4 separate regions of the Homo sapiens genome follow, and regions 1, 2 and 4 are each linked to region 3. The links are chromatin contacts, found by Hi-C or POLR2A ChIA-PET in ENCODE. All regions are on one chromosome and are shown on one strand. Each heading gives the region's core, a stretch centred on a gene start or an enhancer-like site at or near the end of the contact. The rest is flanking DNA. Distances are from core to core; before and after follow the strand shown.

Region 1 (4,619 bases), core at 1,556-4,055, 2.3 Mb after region 3:
GATCAGCCTGGGTAACATGGCAAAACCCCTTTCTACAAAAAAAAAAAAAAAATATATATATATATATATATATATACACACACACATATATTTACATTTATATGTATATATTTACATATATATGTATTACATATATGTATATATTTATAATGTATAATATATATTATATATATATATATTTATTTACAAAAAACTAGCTAGGCATGGTGGCATGCATCTACAGTTCCAGCTGCTCAGATGGCTGAGTCAGGGAGGATCCTTTCAGCCTGGGAGAGACACAGTGAGATACTTTTTCCAAAAAAAAAAAAAAAAAAAGATCCTTTCTCTCTCACCCTGTTTTAGCATCATACACAATCACACTTTTGTCAGAGTTAGATTGGTAATTTTTTTTGAGACAGTGTCTCACTCTGTCACCCAGGCTGGAGTGTACAGTCTGCATGATGGCATCATCACAGCTCATGCAGCCTCAACCTCTCAGGCTCAAGTGATCCTTTCACCTCAGCCTCCCGAGTAGTTGGGACTACAGGCGCATGCCACCATGCCCAGCTAATTATTGTATTTTTGGTAGAGACCAGGTTTTGCCATGTTGCCCAGGCTGGTCTTGAACTTCTGGGCTCAAGTGATCCTCCCACCTTTGCCTCCCAAAATGCTGGGATTACAGGCCTATGGTAAAATTGATTTTGTTATATGTCCTTGTAGGTTTTTTTTATTGTTGTTTGTTTGTTTTGAGAACGAGTCCCGTTCTGTTGCCCAGGCTGGACTGCAGTAGCGTGATCTCCGCTCACTGCAGCCTCTGCCTCCCGGGTTCCAGCCATTCTCCCCGCTTAGCCTCCCGAGTAGCTGGGATTACAAGTGCCCACCACCACGCCAGGTTAATTTTTGTATCTTCAGTAGAGAGGGGTTTCACCATGTGGCCAGGCTGGTCTCGAACTCCTGACCTCAAGTGATCTGCCTGCCTCGGCCTCCCAAAGTGCTGGGATTAAAGGCATGAACCACCATGCCTGGCCTATCCTTGTGTTTAAAGTCGCAGTTTCCAAGATCCTCTCCATGACCATGTTAAGTGAGGATTTACTGTATTTGCATATACTGTATTTGTAAACTTCCCGTTACTTTCATCTCTAGATTGCTTATAATACCTTATACGATGTAAACTTTAAATCATCTCTACATTGCTTATAATGCCTTATACAATGTAAATGCTATGTAAATATACTGCATTGCGTTTTATTTTGTATTATTTTTATTGTTGTTGTTGTTTTTTAATGTTTTCCACCCAGGGCTGGTTGAAACTGAGGATGGGGAACCCAGGATACAGAGGGCCCACTGCACATCATATATCATACATAGTACATTATATATGTATTATATATGTATATAAAATGGCTTGATATTATTCATTTATGTAATGAATAAAAACTTAGGTCTGAAAATCATCCAAAATAATTCTGGTACATCTAAACATTGAGTTGTTGCGTTTTTCTTTATTGGAGGGGGAGTTAGAATAAGTGGTGCTTTGAGGTTAGCCATAGTCCATCGTGGATGAACATTTGCTAAAGAAAATTGTTATTAATTCAATAAATCATTTATCTACCTCTTGGTGGCACAAAGGGCCTAGTAAATTTTGGTGGGCTATTTGCTCTTAAGCAAAGAACAATCTGTAAAGCTGATTTGGAGGACGCTTGGGAACAAACGAGAGGCAACCACGTGAAAGGCAACGTGCATGTGACTTTCACAGAAAATACTATTTGATGATGATTTAGTACGTGAAGTGCAGCTAGGGTAAAAGGAAAATCTGAGTGTTGCAGATCAAGGGCACCAGGTGGGACGCAGTTGGCATGCAAGCTCAGCCAGCCAAAACATGCGCTGTCAAACCAATCACTTGGGATTACAATGTTTTGGTTTTCAGGAAAGGTTGCTTGTTGAAGCAGCCAAATTCCAGCCTGGAGAGACAGAGTTGAAATTTTAAGGAGACTTTCCCAAGAAGTATTTCGATATCTTTTCCGACACCCTGAGAAGATCACGAGGCGCCAAGAATGCACGCCCTGCGCCTCACCCCAACCCCTCTCTCAGCTACCTGGCCCCAAAACCAGGCCTCTAAAATGGATTAGAGAGGTCTGGGGCCTAAAATTGGCCTCGGAAGCGTTCTTTTTCCCTCTTTTCTCCACCCCTTCCAGAGTTCAAAACTGGGTGTGCCCTCCCTTTTCCGAACGCAGCCCCCATCCGAAGGGCGGATCCTGATTCCCGCGGGCTCAGGCCCCCGCAGGTTGGCGGGAGCCGGTGGGGGCGGGCCGGCCGAGTCCGGGGGAAGCAAAGAGAACGCTGCCGCGCGCCCCGATCAAACTCGCGCCGCCACCAGCTCACGAGCTGCGCCCCACCCTCTCCGTCACCGAAGAGGCCCAGCCAATGAGCGGGCGAGAAAGGCCGGGCCTGCGAACTAGGCACCGGGAGGGAGAGGGCCGCAGGGGGAAGGGAAGTCGAGAGCTCGAGGGCGGGCTGCTCTTGATTGACAGCTCGTTCGAACGAATCCTCCACGCGGCTTTCCTTCGCTCTCTTTTCTACTCATCCCTGCTCTTCGTCCCACCTCCTCCTCCTCCACCCCTCTCCTCTTGCCTTTCGACCCTCCCCACTTCCCCTCCCCCACTCTGCGGGCAAATCGCTGCTGAAAAGAGGTAGGGGCCGAAGCGGCGGGCTCGTGTGGAGCCGTGAGGCGGGATTGACTGGCGCTCGGGCCAATGAGAGATAGGCTCATGGCGCGGCTGTAGCTGGAACTGACCAATAGGAGGGCGGGCTGGGGGCGGAGGCCCAGGTTCCAAACGCTCCGCGGCGCCATGGGCTGAAAACTCAACCGAGATGGAATCTCCCAGTCTGAACCGGTTTCAACCGGTTCCGAGTTTGAGGCACTAGGAGGAGGGGGAGAAGCGGCTGCAGCGGCCGCGGCAGGAGCAGCGGGAGCTACAGCATCAGCAAGAGCAACAGTAGCTACAGCCCCGGCGGCGGTGCCTGTTCCAGTCTTTGCTGCTGCAGTCCGTGCAACCACCCAGAGGGGGAGGGGGGAACCACCAGTCGCTGAGGAACAAGAGAAGGGGGGAAAGTTTAGGCGAGCCTTGGGGGGGGGGGGGCCAGCGCCGGAGCCGCGTGAGAGAGGGAGCCGTGTTTTGGTAGGGGGGAGTCGGACTGCAACTGGCAGCAGAGCGTCTCCCCGGCCGTGTGGACTCTACACCCCCTACTCCTGCCGCTTCTGCTGCTGCCTGTGGCTGGAGGGTCCCCCTGGGGCTGAATCTTTGGGACTTGACCCCGTTCCCTCCCCCTTCCCTCACTCCCCAGCCGGGCGGGAGCATTTATTCCCCAGATTAATTCCCCTTTTGGGGGGGGGCGGGTGTGTGTGTGTGTGTGTGTGTGTGTGTGTGTTGGGGGAAGCGTCCCTGAAATAGTAAATATTATTGAGCTCTTTTTGCCCTTTTCCTGTCCGTTTTTTTAATTTCCTTTTTTGAGGTGGGAAAACTGAAACCCACCTTGATTCGTCCCCTCTCCCCCCTCCCCACCTTCCCTCGCCCTAATCCCCCAACGAGGAAGGAAGGAGCAGTTGGTTCAATCTCTGGGTAAGTCGACTGTGTCTTCGGGGCCGAGGGTCGGGCGGCGGCGCGGCCGGGCGGGCGGGAGGAGGCCGGCGTGGGGCGCGGCGGCGGCGGCCGCGGGAAGCGAGCCCGGGAGGCGGCGGGCGGGCCGGGGGCGCGGCGGGCCCACAGCGGAGCCTGCGATTGAATGGAGCCGCTTTTGCCGCTGGGGGATGGAGGCGGGGAGGCGGCCTCGGGAGGGGAGCGCTTGCTGGGTCATTCGCGTGTGCGGGTGGCGGTGGAGGAAGGCGAGGAGTGTGATAGTGAAGCGGGGCCCCGCGCGGGGTGGGAGGGGTTCCCCAGCCCCTGGGGCTGGGGAGAAGTTGGGGTGATTTCAGGAACATCTCTGTAAATTATTAGGAGTGGAAGTTTCCAGAAATATTTAGTGCAGCAGCATTGAAACGTCCGCCTGCATCACGTGGCCCCCTCGGTGGAGAGCTTGGGATGGGGGAGGGAGGGGCTGCCGACTCCCTGTTCCTCCAGCAAGGAAACTCGAAAGCTCTCCGGTTTTGCAGAGTGGCATGTGAAGTAGGAAAGATCAGTTTTTCAGGGGCCTGCACATGGGATTCCGTCTTGTAGTTCCTTTTCAGGGGTTTGAATGTGATAAGTTGGTTAAACCATTTACTGTTGGCCTTGTACAGTGGAGGATGCCCTGATTCTCCTTCATTCCGATGTCTGTGAGTTTGGGTTGGGTGGGAGGAAGTGGTGTAGTAGAGGAAGCATTCAGTACTGGCTCAGCCCGGACCTCCTCTGATCACGCCGAGGCCATGCTGCATAGAGAAAGGGGCGGTGAACTTAAGGCGCCTGGTCTAAATGCCTCCTCCGAGTAAGGGCGGGGTGAGTGCGTGCTCCTGTGTGCTATAGTTAGAAGGGCTGCAAATCGGTTCGGGTGGGAAGCGAGGGGAGGGCGGGCCCTAATGAGGTGTGTTTTTCCTGAATGAAGCGGGCGATTGCCCACACAACCTAAGGAGCAGTCTTTCGCCTTGTAGCGACTTGTTTTTCACC
Region 2 (4,741 bases), core at 560-3,059, 2.1 Mb after region 3:
ATAGAGGCGGGTAGAAAACTGATTCAAGCTGGTCCAATCAGATTCTCTTTCCTGGAAATGTGCAGTTACATGGTTTTAACTTGTCTCTTGACCTAGAAAGTAAGGGAAAAGGAGGGAGAGATGTTTGATCTACATGTATGCAGTACAGAGAAAGCAAGGCTGCAGAAAGAAGCAGATTCACAGAGAAGCAGTTATGAAGTCCTGTGGCCCCAGAGGGGTATGATGGATTACCTGCCCATGGTTCTGGGGCTTTCCAGGTCCTAGCTTGCCACTACTAAGGCTCTACTGCCCTGTCCACTCTTAGGGATCTCCACAAGGTACCCCCTCTCCTCCTTCAAATAGACCCCTTTTTGGCCAGACGTGGTGGTTCATGCCTATAATCCCAGCACTTCGAGAGGCAGAGGCAGGGGGATCACCTCAGGTCAGGAGTTCGAGACCAGCCTGACCAACATGGCGAAACCCTGTCTCTACTAAAAATACAAAAATTAGCCGGGCATGGTGGCACGCGCCTGTAATCCCAGCTACTCGAGAGGCTGAGGCGGAAGAGTCGCTTGAACCTGGGAGGCGGAGGTTGCAGTCAGCCGAGATCGCACCACTGTACTCCTGCCTGGGTGACAGAGCACGACTCCATCTCAAAAAATAAATAAAATAAAATAAAATAAAATAAAATAAAATAAAATAAAATAAAATAAAATAAAATAAACCCCTTTCAATTTAAGCTCACCTGACTGACTTTTCTTTGTTTTGAAACTAAATATGCCACCTGAAAACATGTGGTCCTCCATTTACCCAAGTTTTCTTTTAAAGTTTCCCAGTAGCATTTTCTTCACATAGATCCATACATTTCTTGTTCAGTTCATTCCTAAATATATTTTAGGTGGATTTTTTTTTTTTGCTCTTTGCAATAATTTCAGTTTGTCATTCCCCCTTCACATCTTAATCTGCAAAAATTTGGCTTTCATCTGTTGAGACTACCAAATGTCAATGGCTTTTAAATGTGACATTAATCTTCCAAATGCATTCCAAAATAATGTTATCCACTAGATATATTTTATAGTTCTATGCTTTGAAATTGTTCTGGCGATGATTCATATGAGGATGACGATGATTCATCTGATGTAAGTGAGCCACAAGGATCCCAAAGAAGTATAGAATTTCCTATAACCTGATTTAAAAAGAAAGTCTAACATATGAATAGGAACATTGAATTTCCAACACATTCAACTGATATTAAAATAGATAAAATGAAGAAAACTACTTTCAAGACTGATTTTCACATACAAAACAATAAGATAACAGAGGGTATAATTTGGATAAATATTTAGAGTAGACTAGATAACAGAGATTAAGAGAAATTCATATCTCATTCTTAGCATAGGGACATAATCCTGTATCCAAATTCTTTCTTGCCAGATGTGTTTCAGAACTGAGAGTTATCAGGATTTTAGACAGGAATATAATGCATATCCCATATATTCTGTAACAGCCCAGCAGGATCTGGAGCAGAATCTTGTAATCAAACCAAAATATGCATGCAAAAAATGCATTAGTATTAACCATAAGTAGGATAAACAAAGGCTAGAAACAGATACACATCTGTTCAGGTCAGATTTTGCTGCTAAATGAGTTTGCCACGAACTTATGAAAAACTTCAGGTTTCTACAGTTTTTTTCTTTGTTTTGAAATTTTAGACTATGATTTGTAGACCTCTACAAGCAAATATGTTCAGATTTCAACATCTGGCCAGATGTGAGTCAAAGAGTTGTTTTCAAGGCTTGGCTGTGTTAGATAGTCTTGTGGTTTGGGGTGTTTAGTCTGAAGGCAAAGAGTGCCCTTTTTTTTTTTGATACAGAATATTGCTCCATTGCACAGGCTGGAGTGCAATGGTGCAATCTCAGCTCACTGCAACCTCTGCCTCCCTAGTTTAAGTGATTCGCCTGCCTCAGCCTCCCAAGTAGCTGGGATTACAAGCGCCCGCCACCACGCCTGACAAATTTTTGTATTTTTAGTAGAGATGGGGATTCACAAAGTTGGCCAGGCTGGTCTCGAACTCCTGACCTCAGGTGATCCACCTGCCTTGGCCTTCCAAAGTGCTGGGATTACAGGTGTGAGCCATCACGCCCAGCAAGAGTGCACTTTTAGAAGAACAAAATACAGACTTTGAAGCAATTATTAAAAAAAAAAAAGGTCAAGTTTTCTGTTTGTTTGTTTGTTTGTTTGTTTTTAATCAACTTGAATTCTTGACCTTTGTTGTCCATCATTATTTCAGTGTGGTGTTTTGGTTGAAATGAACTGCAATAAACACAAAAACTTCCGAGTAAATCTTAACTAAAAAAACCTTAATGTATTTTTCCTTAAACCTATCAATCAAGAGATCCTTGCCTTGATGTTTTCATTTCTTATTTCTAGTACATAGGAGCATTTCCTTCTAAATATCCTATGGCTGTACAGATATTGCTTCAGTTGAATCTATTAAAGTGTCAAAATTAAGGAATTTATTCAGTCATCATATAAATTGAGTGCCTATTCTGTGCCAGACTCTGTGCTAGGTGTTGAGGATACAGTCTGGTGAGCAAGAAACATTTAAATAAGATTTTACAGTAGAGTATGATAGGTGATGAGGTAAGTACAGTGTGTCATGGAACACCATGTATTGAGATGAGGGAAGGACTAAAGGTTAAGTAATAAATCAGGCAGGTGAAGATGAGGAGGGAAATTTTAAAATGTTCTAAGACAGTTATTTTCAAAGTGTGGTCCATGAATCAGCAGCATCAGCATCATCAGGGAACTAGTCAGAAATTCAGATTCTTGACCCATACCCCAGACCTACTGAATCAATAACTCTGGAGATGGACCCCAGGAATCTGTGTTGTTGTGGTTTTGTTTTTTGTTTTTTGTTTTGTTTTTTGTTTTTTTGAGACGGATCTCCCTCTGTTGCCCAGGCAGGAGTGCAGCAGTGTGATCTCTGCTCACTGCAACCTCTGCCTCCTGGGTTCGGGAGATTCTCCTGCCTCAACCTCTCGAGTAGCTGGGATTACAGGCACGTGCCACCATGCCCTGCTAAGTTTTGTATTTTTAGTAGAGATGGGGTTTCACCATGTTGGCCAGGCTGGTCTTGAATTCCTGACCTCAAGTGATCCGTCCACCTCCGCCTCCCAAAGTGCTGGGATTACAAAAGTGAGCCACTGTGCCTGTGCTATATAACATTCTTGAAGTAACAAAACGATAGAAATAGAGAACGGATTAGTGGTTGTCAGGGGTTAAGGAGGGGGTGGGGGTTGAAGGGAAGTGGGTGTGGCTATAAAAGGGCAGCATGAAGGATTCTGGGGTAGTGGAACTGTGGAAATACTCTGTATCTTGACTGTAGCAATGTCAATTTCTTTTTTTTTTTTTTTTTTTTTTTTTTTTGAGACGGAGTCTCGCTCTGTCGCCCAAGGCTGGAGTGCAGTGGCGCGATCTTGGTTCACTGCAAGCCCCGCCTCCCGGGTTCACGCCATTCTGCCTCAGCCTCCCGAGTAGCTGAGACTACAGGCGCACGCCACCACGCCCAGCTAATTTCTTTTTGTATTTTTAGTAGAGACTGGGTTTCACCGTGTTAGCCAGCATGGTCTCGATCTCCTGACCTCGTGATCTGCCCGCCTCGGCCTCCCAAAGTGCTGGGATTACAGGTGTGAGCAACCGCGCCCGGCCAGCAATGTCAATTTCTTAGTCGTGATAGTTTACTACAGTTTTGTAAAATGTGACCATTGTGGGAAACTGAGTAAAGGGCACACAGAATCTTTGTATAATTTCTTACAACTACGTATGACTCTATAATTATTTAAAAATGAAATATTATAAAATAATGCTATGAAGAATAATAAATCAAGGTATTCGAAGATGTCCTGAGGCAGCTAATTAAAAAAAAAATCAGGGTAAGGGGACAGAGAGAGATGAGAAAATTTATTTTATACGGGGGTAGTTAGGAAAGGCCTAGCTATTAAGGAAGTTAGGGTATTACCTATGAATGTCTGGAGAATATTAGAAGTACAAAGATTCTGAGACGGGGTGTGCTTGGCATAACTGAGGAATGGCAAGGATACCATTGTGGACAGACTAGGGTGAACAATGGAAAGCTATAGGAAATGAGATAAGAGTGGGTGGAGATCGTGGTGGTATAGACACATCGTAGAAGAGCTTATTTCATCCTGAGTAGAATGGGAAACCACAGGAGAGTTTTAAACAGAAAACGAACATGATCTAACTTGAATATTAAAAGTATCACTTCACTGGGTAAAAAATCGAGTGAGGGGGCCATGGATAGAAGTGGAGCATCAATTGTGAGGCTATCGCAATGATTCAGGCAAGCAATGATGGTGATTTGGACTAAACTGGCAGAGCAGGAGGTAGTGAGAAGCAGTCCGACTATGAATAGGTTTTGCAGGAATGGAACACTGGGTGTTCTAATGGAGTGCATGTGGGACGTGAGAGGAGGAGTAAGAGTCAAGAATGATTCCCAGATTTGGGCCTGAGCAAGTGGAAGAATGGAGTTACTATTATGAAATGGTGAGCTGAATGAAGAGCAATATGAAGCTCTTCAGATCAGTTTTGTTTTTGGCTTGTTTAGATGCCTGTAGACATCCAAATGGGGATGTCACATAGCCTGCTGGATAAATGCATATTTCTAGAATTTGGGTAAGAAGTTGGGCTAGTGCTATTGTTTGAATGTGTGTGTCCCTCCAAAATTCATATGTGTGGAACT
Region 3 (5,293 bases), core at 394-2,893:
TTGGGTTTATTAATATTTCTAACTTTTAAAGAGAAGTAACTTGTCCACTTTTACCTAGCATATTCTTGCAAAATACCGCCTTTATGGTAACTGAATATTGTTATTACAAAACCAGTACGTTTCTAACAGTTCTGCCTTTCTATTCTTGAATAAGACATTTACTCAATCAGAACATAAGCATCTCTTACCACATATAAGGTATAACATGAATTTGAAAGTCTAATAACAAGTGACATTTCTGAGCTTAGCGCTAAAGGCAAGCATAGCGTTCGATCTGTTTCGATAATAACACAGGCAGTCGAATTCTCTTACTTTAATCTACTACACAAAATTTAAAGAAGAGTTAATAAAGCGATGTAGAACTCAGTAGGGCATTTTTATTCCCAGGGTCAAATGATGGCCATTACTGACACAACTTTTTTTTTCCAAAAGTACACCTACATTTATCAGGAAGCATAATAAGTGTTTGTGAACTTTACTAGCTGTGTGTTCATCAAGATGGCTGAAGCTTTCACACACTGGAGTCTACAAGGAAAGAGTTTACTTGCATACCAGAAGGCAAATCTCATGCTACAAACTGGTGTCAAAGGTTTATGCCAGCACCAATTTCAGTGAGTACACCGTACACACATGCATTCATATACACGTTACTGATAATCTCAGTTGAGGCATTCCCTAACCCTTTTTAAATACACATGTGGAATTTAGAGAGCAGTTTTCAAACTTCAAAGGAACCTTAATCATCTTTTCATAGTTCAAAAAAGGAAAAAATAAACACAGCAATGCAGCAAAGTCATTTCTCCAGCTGAAATGACCTCCAGCTTCTTCGGGCTACTCCCAGTTTCGCAATAAGTGAATCTGAGACGCAAACCACGTACACACAAACGAAGTAGAAGCGGAGAACACTAAAGCTTCCCCAACAGTCCCGGCAAAACCCACCCGGCTTTTCTCAGTCCTCCCGCTTCCCCAGCCCTTCCCGTCTGCGTGCACGCACAGGTACCTTGACACAGACCAGGAAAAGAGAACAAGGATTAATTAGCAGCCAAAAATCCTGTTTTATCACTTACAGCCACTATCCAGGAAAGCGACGGTACTACTAACCTGATTTCAGGGAGGCAAAACTAAACCCAGCAGGGTACAGGAGCATAAATTATACGCGTCTGGAACGTCAACCCAGCAGCTCAAGGCAGCTCAGATGACAATTCAACGAAAAGGGTTTCGCAAATGTTATCTCAAATGAACATTTCCACTTCCAAACCACCCACCAACCTCTCCACTGTCAGTACCCAAATTTGCCTGAAGCAACTCGGGATATAAGCAGCAGCATTTCTTACCTTGTACAAATCTCGACATTTTAGGGGCTTAGTAAAATACTCCGGCTTTTTTTTTTTTTTTCTAGAGGAGTCACGCTACAGGGCAGGTCTCTCTTCCTCTCCTGCTTTAACAACCGATGTATTCTTTCTCCTCCTATATTTAACTACTTAAGGGAGTATTTATTCAAAGCGATTAAAACTGGCTCAAGAAAAAAGAAAAGAAAGAAAGAAACTCCTTCCCCAATTCCAAAAGACGGAAACTTGGTGCGACTGAGTCGGTTTGGGAACTCCTGAGCTCCGGACACAAATGAGGGCCAGCTGGAGACTCCCGGAAAAGGTAAAACCACACGAACTTAAATTTCTTCAATGAAAGAGGCGGACCTACAGCGGCTATTTCACCGCCCCCAAGTCCCCACGCCCTCCAGGGCTGTACTGCAGGAGGCACTGGCAGGCCGCGCCCCTAGCTGCCCCCTCCCCGCGCCGCCGTCCAGGCCCCAAACGCCTCCCCCGAAAACCCCGGTTAACAGCGGCTCCCGCCCAAGCAGGGGTCGGGGAGGCGGGCGAGGCCGGCCAGCGGGGGCAGTGCAACCATTTTCACCAGCCATAAACATCCTGGGACTAGGAGGCGCTACCAATTCCACGCTCTGGCTGGCCGACCGGTCGGGGCCTCAGCTCCCCGCCTTCCCGCCTCGAGCAGTGAAACCCGGCCGCAGCTTTTTCTCGGTAGGGGCCGAAGGCTACGCTGCCCCTCCCCCGCAGCGGACACTAAGGGGTCACCGGCTAGAGGCAGACCCGTGCACCGGCGCGGGAGTCCCAAGGGAGGGCACCGACCCTTCCCGTACATATTCTCGCCCCGCCTGCCCTGCGCTCCTCAGAAGCCCAAATTCCGCCTCCGAGACCACACAGCGGGCCAGCGAGAGCGGGAAACACACTCATCCAGGGGGTCGCCGGAAGCCCAACCCCGCCCCTCCTCAAGCCGCCAGCGAGACCCACCTTCCTCTTCCTTTAGCAGCTGGGAAATTGGGGGCGTTTATGGCGCCCCGGGAAGAAGGCTCGCAGGCTGAAAGTCACCTCTGAGGCGCCCTTCTCTCTCTCTCTCTTCCCTCACACATGCACACCTTGAGCCCCTCCCTAACGGTCGCAGCCCAGCTGCTAACCCCCCCTTGTCCACCCGTCAGCCGGCTCCCGACACCCACAGCCCCTACTTTCTCCTAAACACCTCCCCTCCCCCTCCATTCGGAGCAGCCCCTTCAATGCGGAAATGTCCCTGCCGCACGGACCGACAGGCGCAGCCGCCAGTCAGGAGCCGAGGCGGACGCAGGCTCTGGCCAATGAGACGTGTGGAGGTGGCAAGGGGCGGGGCGTTGCGGCACTTGAGAGCCCGTCGGAGTTGGGCACTGAGCAGTACGCGGGGATACCGCGCGTGGGAGCAGCACTTACGGCGGCGTTGCGGCCAGGGAAGCCTCGCCAGTATATCTCAGTGAGGGAGAGCACCTGAGCACGACTGGTTATTTTTCCAATCAGTAAAAATATTCCCGCTGACTAGGGACTAAAGAAAGCCCTGCGGATAGAGCCGGAGCTCCCCACCGCAGCTGCCCCGAGGGAGCCCAGACGCTTCTCAGGGGACGCTTGCTCCCCTCATCACATCTGGTTGGGGGAGGGTGAGGATGCGTTAGGGAGTAGGCATTGGCCTGTGTGGGCCAGCTAACAAAAGGAGGGTTTAGGCATTGAAGAAAGTGACAAGTGAAGGCTCCCTCACCGGAACCACCACCATCCCCATTGCCCCGGTTCCTAATCCTGTAGAGCTGCTGTGATAGGCGTTTACTTTTCTCTTCAACGTGGAACTGGCCTAAGTTACTCCTCAAGAGATGCTTTTCTTTTGGTAGATTCTTGAAGTCCTCAAGGAAAGAGGATGTTACACGGAACTTGACACTAGCCTGGGGACTGTTACAGGGCCAGCCCACGGCTTGTCAAATCACACCTGGTACCGTCAACCCCACCTGCATCTAAGACTCAGTGTGCCTGGCAGCGAGTGCATTTCAGACTTTGCATTTCCACTTTAAGACTCAAATAGCCCGCACCAGGGCAGATGATTTGCCAGCGCCTTCTCTTAAGTGCCTTCAATAAACAAGTACGGTAATTACAGAAGAGTTTGAGGCTTTGGGCAGCACTAATCAACCAAGGTAAAGTGAGAATTTTTTAATGACTCATTGTCTAAACAAAGGAACTTTGATTTTTTGGTTCTACGTCTTTATATGGAAATGTTATTAGAACAAACAACACAGAAAAGGCTAGTGAAAAATTGTTATACTAGAGAATGACAACCATTGGTACTGTGTTTCTTACATGAAATCCAAAAAGATTACACTCAAAAACCTCTCGGCCGTAAAACGAATTTTCCCCAGACAAAACAAGTGTCTAAAATCCAGATGTCTACAGTTTAATAACAGCATTTGGAGACTGAAGATCTTAACAAAATCTCTACATCCTTTGTATACAGTACAAAAATTGTTCCAGCACTGAAAAAGCAGTCTTTACCAATGAGCATTAGTACCAAAATAAAATACTACCGAAAGATTTGGGCCACGTAGGGTTACTTAGCCTGCAAAAGATGAAGGACAATGAAGAGATTTATTTGTTGTTGTTGTTTTGTTTTTGTTTTTGTTTTGAGACGGAGTCTTGCTCTGTCGCCCAGGCTGGAGTGCAATGGCACAGTCTAGGCTCACTGCAACCTCCGCCTCCCGGGTTCAAGCGATTCTCCTGCCTTAGCCTCTCGAGTAGCTGGGGCCGCAGGCTCGTGCCACCGCACCTGGCTAATGTTTGTATTTTTAGTAGAGGCGGGGTTTCGCCATGTTGGCCAGGCTGGTCTCAAACCCCTGACCTTGTGATCCGCCTGCCTCAGCCTCCCAAAGTGCTGGGATTACAGGCGTGAGCCACCGCGCCTGGCGAGTTTTTAATTATACAAGGTTTATTATAAGAAACGATGATCAGTTACTGTATTTTCTGCCTTCATGGAAGATTAAAAAGGAAATGGGTTTTAATTGCAGCAAGAGCATTTGTTAATATCTAAGAATGGCATCTTGATTTATGAGTGATTGAATATTGAGATATAGTACCAAAGGTTGTTGTACACTTGCTGCCTCAAGAACTCTCCAAAAAGTAACTAACTACCCATCTTCAGGGGCTACATCTGTAACTACTCAGTCACTAGTTCTTAGAGAAGTAGCACTCTAGAAGCTTAGTTTCCAAATATTTCCAAACAGTACTTATAAAATGAAATTTCTTTATACATCGGTATAAATTTAAATTTTGAACCCACAAACACTTTGTAAGCGAGCTTCCCACTCTCTCAGAGCCACTAAGAACAACCTCACTTGACAAATCCTGTGGAGATAGGAAAGAAAGAGGTGGAGTTCTTAATGGCCATGGAGCAAAGACATGCTTAGAAAGCAGTTACCTATTTCCCTTTATATATTTCAGTCATTGAAAAATTGCTTTCTCTGGGCAAGTATGTGTATCTTTAATCCTTTTTTTCATAAGATACTACTCTGGAATATCCCTTCAAGGTGCATGATGTTGATAATCTGTATCATTAGAAATCTGTAACATCGGTAGATTTATAGATTTTACCTTTGCAGAAACCTGGGGTGGGGGGATCCAAAGAATGAAGATGGGGGCTGATAAGAGTGTGTACAGGGTTAAGGAGCTGGAGTGAAATGGATTGTGAATTAGAAAGAAAGCCTGGAAGCCAGTTTTTGTCTGGTTCCATATGCGACCATCCACGGATGATACAAATTCTGCCTATAATTTCTTCCTTCTTTCTACTTTCCCATAGAAACTTGAGGAAACTCAGTTTGGTTTACCCAGTCCCATATCCTAGGATGTATAACAACCTCACCATATCTTTTTCCTTTGCTTTAGACAGGAGCTCTCTATCAACAGCAAGGAAACCATGTCTGTGGTCCTATTTCTAAGCATCT
Region 4 (4,992 bases), core at 137-2,636, 2.8 Mb after region 3:
AAATAAGGACAATAGTCACCACTATAAAGAAGAATGGGAGAGTTTAGCCGTCTTTTATTTTGAAAAATTCGACATAAGTCTGGCAAATGTTAACACTGTTTAAAGTTGAGTAGTGAATATATAGGTATTATCTTACTCTCTACTGGTCTCTGTGTTTAAAATATTTCACGATAAAGTGGGAAAATGGTTAATTTTACATAAAAAGAACTTTAACAGATGCAAAAAATAAAACCTCTCTCATTCGACAAGCAGCCTAAATGGGGAAAAAAGAACCCACTCAAAAAAAAGGTAGCAGATAATGTCACCGTGGCTTACCAGCCTAATCAAACTTATTACTTGTTATGTATATATCCTTATTAAACTAAGTCGTTACTGTGTTAAAGCATTTTAGTGTTTAAATAAAAGATTTCAGAATACAGCAGAAATACATTCCAATATGTTGGGGTTTTTACGCTTAGGAAAACCTACAATAGTAGGTGATTTGACATTTGAATCACACCTATCTGAATTAAGATGTCCAGCACTACCAAACAAAAGCCACACGAGGCCACGAAACACTCCCAACTCTGCATGTTTTAGCCTTTTTAAAGTCCTAGAAACCAACTGATACTGATTAAAAACCAAACAAAAAAAAAATACAGGCCTCAGAAAAATACACTATTTTGCACACAAAGTCCATCCATAGGCCTCAGATCTAGAACTCCTGCTTTAAAGTTGCTTCTCCAATCTCGATCCGAAACACTGGCTGAGTTATGCTGGAAAAGAATGCAAAGTGTACGGGGCTTGAGTTCCTGTTGCGTAAAACCTTTCCGGCTTTCAGCAACTTCTCGAGAGGTTAACACCTTTAAGGAGAGACTTTGCTCCCTGTCGATGCCGTGGCTGGACAAATGCCGCTCTCAACTGCTACAGACCAAAGTCTACGCTTTAAAGATAGAGAAGCCATTCTGTCAAAGTGAAAACAGAAGCGGTAGGTAGGAAGCCGCCCCCCTTTCTTTCAAGCACAGAGACCCAGAGAGACGCCCAGGAGCTCCCGAAAAAAACGTTGCTGATTAGAGCTGCCGGGTCAGAAACAGCTGTGAGACACTAAAGTCCCCACTGGTAAGCGCCCCAGCTCCACCTCGGCCCCTATCCCCAAGGTTGGGTATTGGTTAAAGGGGGGAAGGGAATACCTCCACTAACAACCGCTACAACCGCCTCCTGCCAAGTCCCCGCTCGGGCCCACTAAACTCACAGCCTGAAGAATCCCACACTCACTGGAAAGTGGGGCCCGGTCCTGGTCCCGGTCCGGCTCCCGGAATTCGGCGGGTCTCCCAGGGTTTGGGGGGAGGTGGCGGCTGGGACGCCATCTCCTCCGCCTCCTCTCGGCTCCCGCTCCTACCCCTGACTGTCCAGGCCCGCGTAGACCAGCACCTGGAGCGTAAGACACAACGGGCAGAACACCGAGCCGTCCACCCCGCCCACCCTTGCAGTCAGGACAAGGCTTGAGTTACTTTGCCAGCTGAATCCATACAGCGGGAGGATGCCACTAATTTGTAGGAAGAAACACGCTCTTTGTATTTGCCCCAGAAAGAGCTGCCTTTCTAAACCTCAGGGTAAAGGCTCATCGATATTTCTGGTAGCGGCTACAACTCCCTAGACGTCGGAGTCCCACCGAGGCTTTTCTGGGAGTGGACCAGTCGGGCTGGGAGTAAAGCCGCACGCACTCCTTCGCTCGTGGGGGAGGTAGGGTGAGGTGGCAAACCAGGCAGTTTTTCGGATTTCCTCTACAAACAAGAAGGGAGAAGCTCACTTAGTCCTAGCGAGAGCGGGCTGGTACTTTTGTTCTAAAACGCACGTTTCCTCGGGGAACAGAATTGCTAGACGCAATAGGTGCGTTGTCTTTAGTCTTCCCTCTTCCCTTCGAGGGCCGGAAGGGGTTAAATCTCAGGCTCCGGCGTCTGGGGAGAAGGTGAGGCGGGTAGGTAAGAGGTGAAGGAGTGCAGACTGGGTGCAAAAGAGGTGTGGCGGGAGAGAGTTCGTTTCTCTCCTGCTGGAGCGGCTTTGTTAGCAAAGGAGGGGTGAGTGGGAAGTTTGTTGCACCTGACCGAAGGGGGAAGGGCTTGCTTGGCGAAAACTGAGGCTTGAGGTTAGATCTCGGGATGAACTTTTCAAGAGTCCACAGTAGATTCCAGAGCTGAATGTTTCAGAAGCCCAGTGAAGTGTGATCACCTCTTTCTCCGTAAATCCACACCCCCAGCCCCACGCCGCGTTACGAATGACACCCTTCGGTAGGGAAATGAGTTTTAAAAGATCTTAGGATATGAGACTCAGTCTGGTCATTTCGCTAGTTTTTCTTATACCCTGCCCCTTTTCTCGTTTTCGATGACTGGTTTTTGTAATCGTCCAAGAGGTGAAAATAAAGTCCTTCCTCTCCTCCAGTAAGCCAGAGACTGGGCTAGTTATCCTTGATTTGGGGAGGAGGGATTCAGTCCTCCTAGGGAGCCTGACACATGAAAGGCGGCTTTGTAGCAACTTGTTACAGAGTTATTTCTATAAAACAAACACATAAACGAAAAGCAAACATCTTGAGGGTAACCAACACTGGAAAACTTACATTGTGGAATGCCTTTCTCAGGGCTTGCTTTCAAACATAATAAATCTAATATGGACAACCGATTTCTAATATCTTATGAAATCCTGGCATTTAATTATCTCACGATGAAAAAACCAAATTTAAGACGTAACGTATTTTCTCCTTTTAATGTTAACATTCTTGAGAAGTTGATAAATTGTTGGTAGGTGAAAATGATGTTGAGAGGTTTGTAAATTCATAGCTCGTTTATTAACACACATTCAAAAGAGGTCTTTTTTGGGGTCTATTTTTAGACCTCTTCAAATTACTCAGGACTGGAAGTTTTGTAATTCTCATCAATCAGGTTTGGGAACTTCTCAGAGCCAGGAGATTGTAATGTGTCATTTATTTACTTTGCATGATACCTTTGTTCTTGTGAACTTACTGGAAAAATAAACATTGTCTTCTAGCCATGGAAAATAAAATAAATTTTAATATAGCTATTTAAGTATCGAGGGAAATCTTCATTAAGTGTCCTTTTAAAGTGCTTATTGATTTATTGGAAGAGGGTGTATTTCTTCTGTCTCTTTTTGAGTTAAATGTTACTTCTGAATTAAGTAAAATTCTTGACCTTAACTAATGGAGAAAAAATAACTTAGAGTAACAGGTGAAACAGAAACAGTTTCTCTGTGTATGTAGTCAGAGATGCACTGTAAATGCTTATATTCGCCCCTCACAGCATCCGATCTCTTCTCTGCATCAAAGTAGATTAAATGGGCTGGGAAAAGGGATCCAGATCACTAGTAAATAGTAATGACTTGACCTTGACCACACAGATCTTATTTATTTATTTATTGAGATGGAGTCTCGCTCTGTTGCCCAGACTGGAGTACAGTGGCACGATTTTGGCTCTCTGCAACCTCTGCCTCCTGGGTTCGGGCGATTCTCCTGCCTCAGCCTCCTGAGTAGCTGGGACTACAGGTGCGTGCCACCACGCATGGCTAATTTTTTGTATTTTTAGTAGAGATGGGATTTCATCGTGTTAGCCAGGATGGTCTCGATCTCCTGACCTCATGATCCTCCTGCCTCAGCCTCCCAAAGTCCTGGGCTTACTGCAACCTCCACCTACTGGGTTCAAGTGATTCTCCTGCCTCAACCTCCCGAGTAGCAGGGATTACAGGTGCACACCTCCACACGTGGCTAATTTTTGTATTTTAGTAGAGATGGAGTTTTACCATGTTGGCCAGGCTGGTCTTGAACTCCAGACCTCAAGTGATAATGCCTGCCTCGGCCTCCCAAAGTGCTGGGATTACAGGCGTGAGCCACTGGGCCTGGCCAGATCTTCATTATTTAGAGGCTGTTTTCCACATATTCTGTTTTCTTTCTTGAAAATACCCTGGAGCCCAAATTTACTTAGGCAACCCTAACTATGCGTTTCTCAATTCTGGTGTTTCAAAGTTGTCACCTTGTCAGCTTGTATGGTGTGTCCATACAAGCCTGATTTTCTTCCCTCTGCTGACTCACATATTCCCCTGAATTAGAATTCAGCCAGAGGCAATCTGTTTTTAGTAGTCCTGGCTGCTGAACTGATTTTTATGGTGAAGAGTTCTATGTAACTATATGCCTGTCTTCCTCATTATTTTGTGCAAGAATCTTGGTAAGTGGCCCCAAACATTTAGCAACTTGCAAGTAAGTAGGAAGTTTTAGAGGTTTGGAAAACGCAGACTAGAAGAATCACGTCTTTATACTAAGCTGTTGGGAGGAGCTTCACCCTTCCACAAATTTTAAGCAAGTTCATTTGAATTATGAAACTGCACAAATTAAAAGATGCCACTGTCGTTCATCTTTATGACCACAGTTACAGCATGCCATAAGATTGCCATGCAATGATTATTTTCTAAAATATGGGCAGTTGATCATTTTAAGGTAATATGAACTGTTTCACTAATTAGAAGATCTTGTTTTGCTGAACAAATTAGGTTGTTTGAATTTTTAGTACCCCCTCCTTCCCGGTAACAGGAGACAGATTTGCCTTCATTCTCTATATAGTATTTTTTTGTGAGTTTATTTAAATTGCAAAAATTGGCAATTTAAGCAAACAGTTGCTCTCAAATATTTTGTACTTAATTTGTTTTTGTTGAAGGTTTTTTTGTTTGTTTGTTTGCTTGTTTGTTTGAGATGGAATTTCGCTCTTATTGCCCAGGCTGGAGTGAAGTGGCATGATCTCGGCTCACTGCACCCTCCGCCTCCTGGGGTTCAAGTGATTCTCTTGTCTCAGCCTCCTGAGTGGCTGGGATTATAGGCACACGCCAACACACCTGGCTAATAGTTTTTTGTATTTTTAGTAGAGATAGGGTTTTACCGTGTTGGCCAGGCTGGTCTCAAACTCCTGTTGTCAGGTGATCCGCCCGCCTCGGCTTCCCAAAGTGCTGGGATTACAG

Evidence for each region. A loop is a pair of places that touch in the nucleus more often than their neighbours do. ChIA-PET counts read pairs that join two places held with the same protein, here RNA polymerase II (POLR2A). Pooled maps may share reads with other maps.
Region 1: a map of CD8-positive, alpha-beta T cell shows a loop between it and region 3 (12-fold over the local background). The contact joins the promoter of XPO1 here to the promoter of UGP2 in region 3. A Hi-C loop is called at or near these places in 3 of 168 maps with a recorded cell type or tissue (CD8-positive, alpha-beta T cell and naive thymus-derived CD4-positive, alpha-beta T cell), 2 of 37 single-sample maps with no recorded cell type and 17 of 50 pooled maps. POLR2A ChIA-PET finds 5 or more read pairs at or near these places in 2 of 52 experiments (CD4-positive, alpha-beta T cell and activated B cell).
Region 2: a loop to region 3 is called in a map of B cell, with 17 times the contacts of the local background. The contact joins the enhancer-like site here to the promoter of UGP2 in region 3. A Hi-C loop is called at or near these places in 4 of 168 maps with a recorded cell type or tissue (B cell, CD4-positive, alpha-beta memory T cell, CD8-positive, alpha-beta T cell and 1 more), 2 of 37 single-sample maps with no recorded cell type and 12 of 50 pooled maps.
Region 4: a loop to region 3 is called in a map of naive thymus-derived CD4-positive, alpha-beta T cell, with 5 times the contacts of the local background. The contact joins the promoter of PEX13 here to the promoter of UGP2 in region 3. A Hi-C loop is called at or near these places in 1 of 168 maps with a recorded cell type or tissue (naive thymus-derived CD4-positive, alpha-beta T cell), 1 of 37 single-sample maps with no recorded cell type and 8 of 50 pooled maps.

Annotation. Positions count from the first base shown.
Region 1 is chr2:61,536,542-61,541,160 of GRCh38, reverse strand. XPO1 (exportin 1) reads left to right here and starts at 2,805. Exons shown (of 25, transcript NM_003400.4): 1 at 2,805-3,599. RefSeq lists enhancers at 1,463-2,252, 2,821-3,080, 4,175-4,234 and a silencer at 2,191-2,330.
Region 2 is chr2:61,756,244-61,760,984 of GRCh38, reverse strand. All of the region lies in intron 1 of LOC107985767 (a long non-coding RNA gene), which reads left to right. Among named protein-coding and RNA genes, the nearest start is that of FAM161A, 95 kb to the left of the region's middle. Within about 2 kb of position 1,809, at least 5 of the 41 ENCODE cell types and tissues checked have a DNase peak (open chromatin) inside an H3K27ac peak, as active enhancers do.
Region 3 is chr2:63,838,246-63,843,538 of GRCh38, reverse strand. It overlaps UGP2 (UDP-glucose pyrophosphorylase 2), which reads right to left and starts at 1,643. Exons shown (of 10, transcript NM_006759.4): 1 at 1,335-1,643. The coding sequence starts at 1,353. It also overlaps a transcript of WDPCP not described here. RefSeq lists enhancers at 1,537-1,586, 2,457-2,636 and a silencer at 1,687-1,996.
Region 4 is chr2:61,014,114-61,019,105 of GRCh38, reverse strand. It overlaps PEX13 (peroxisomal biogenesis factor 13), which reads right to left and starts at 1,386. Exons shown (of 4, transcript NM_002618.4): 1 at 1,255-1,386. The coding sequence starts at 1,346. PUS10 (pseudouridine synthase 10) reads left to right here and starts at 851. Exons shown (of 18, transcript NM_144709.4): 1 at 851-1,098. RefSeq lists an enhancer at 930-979.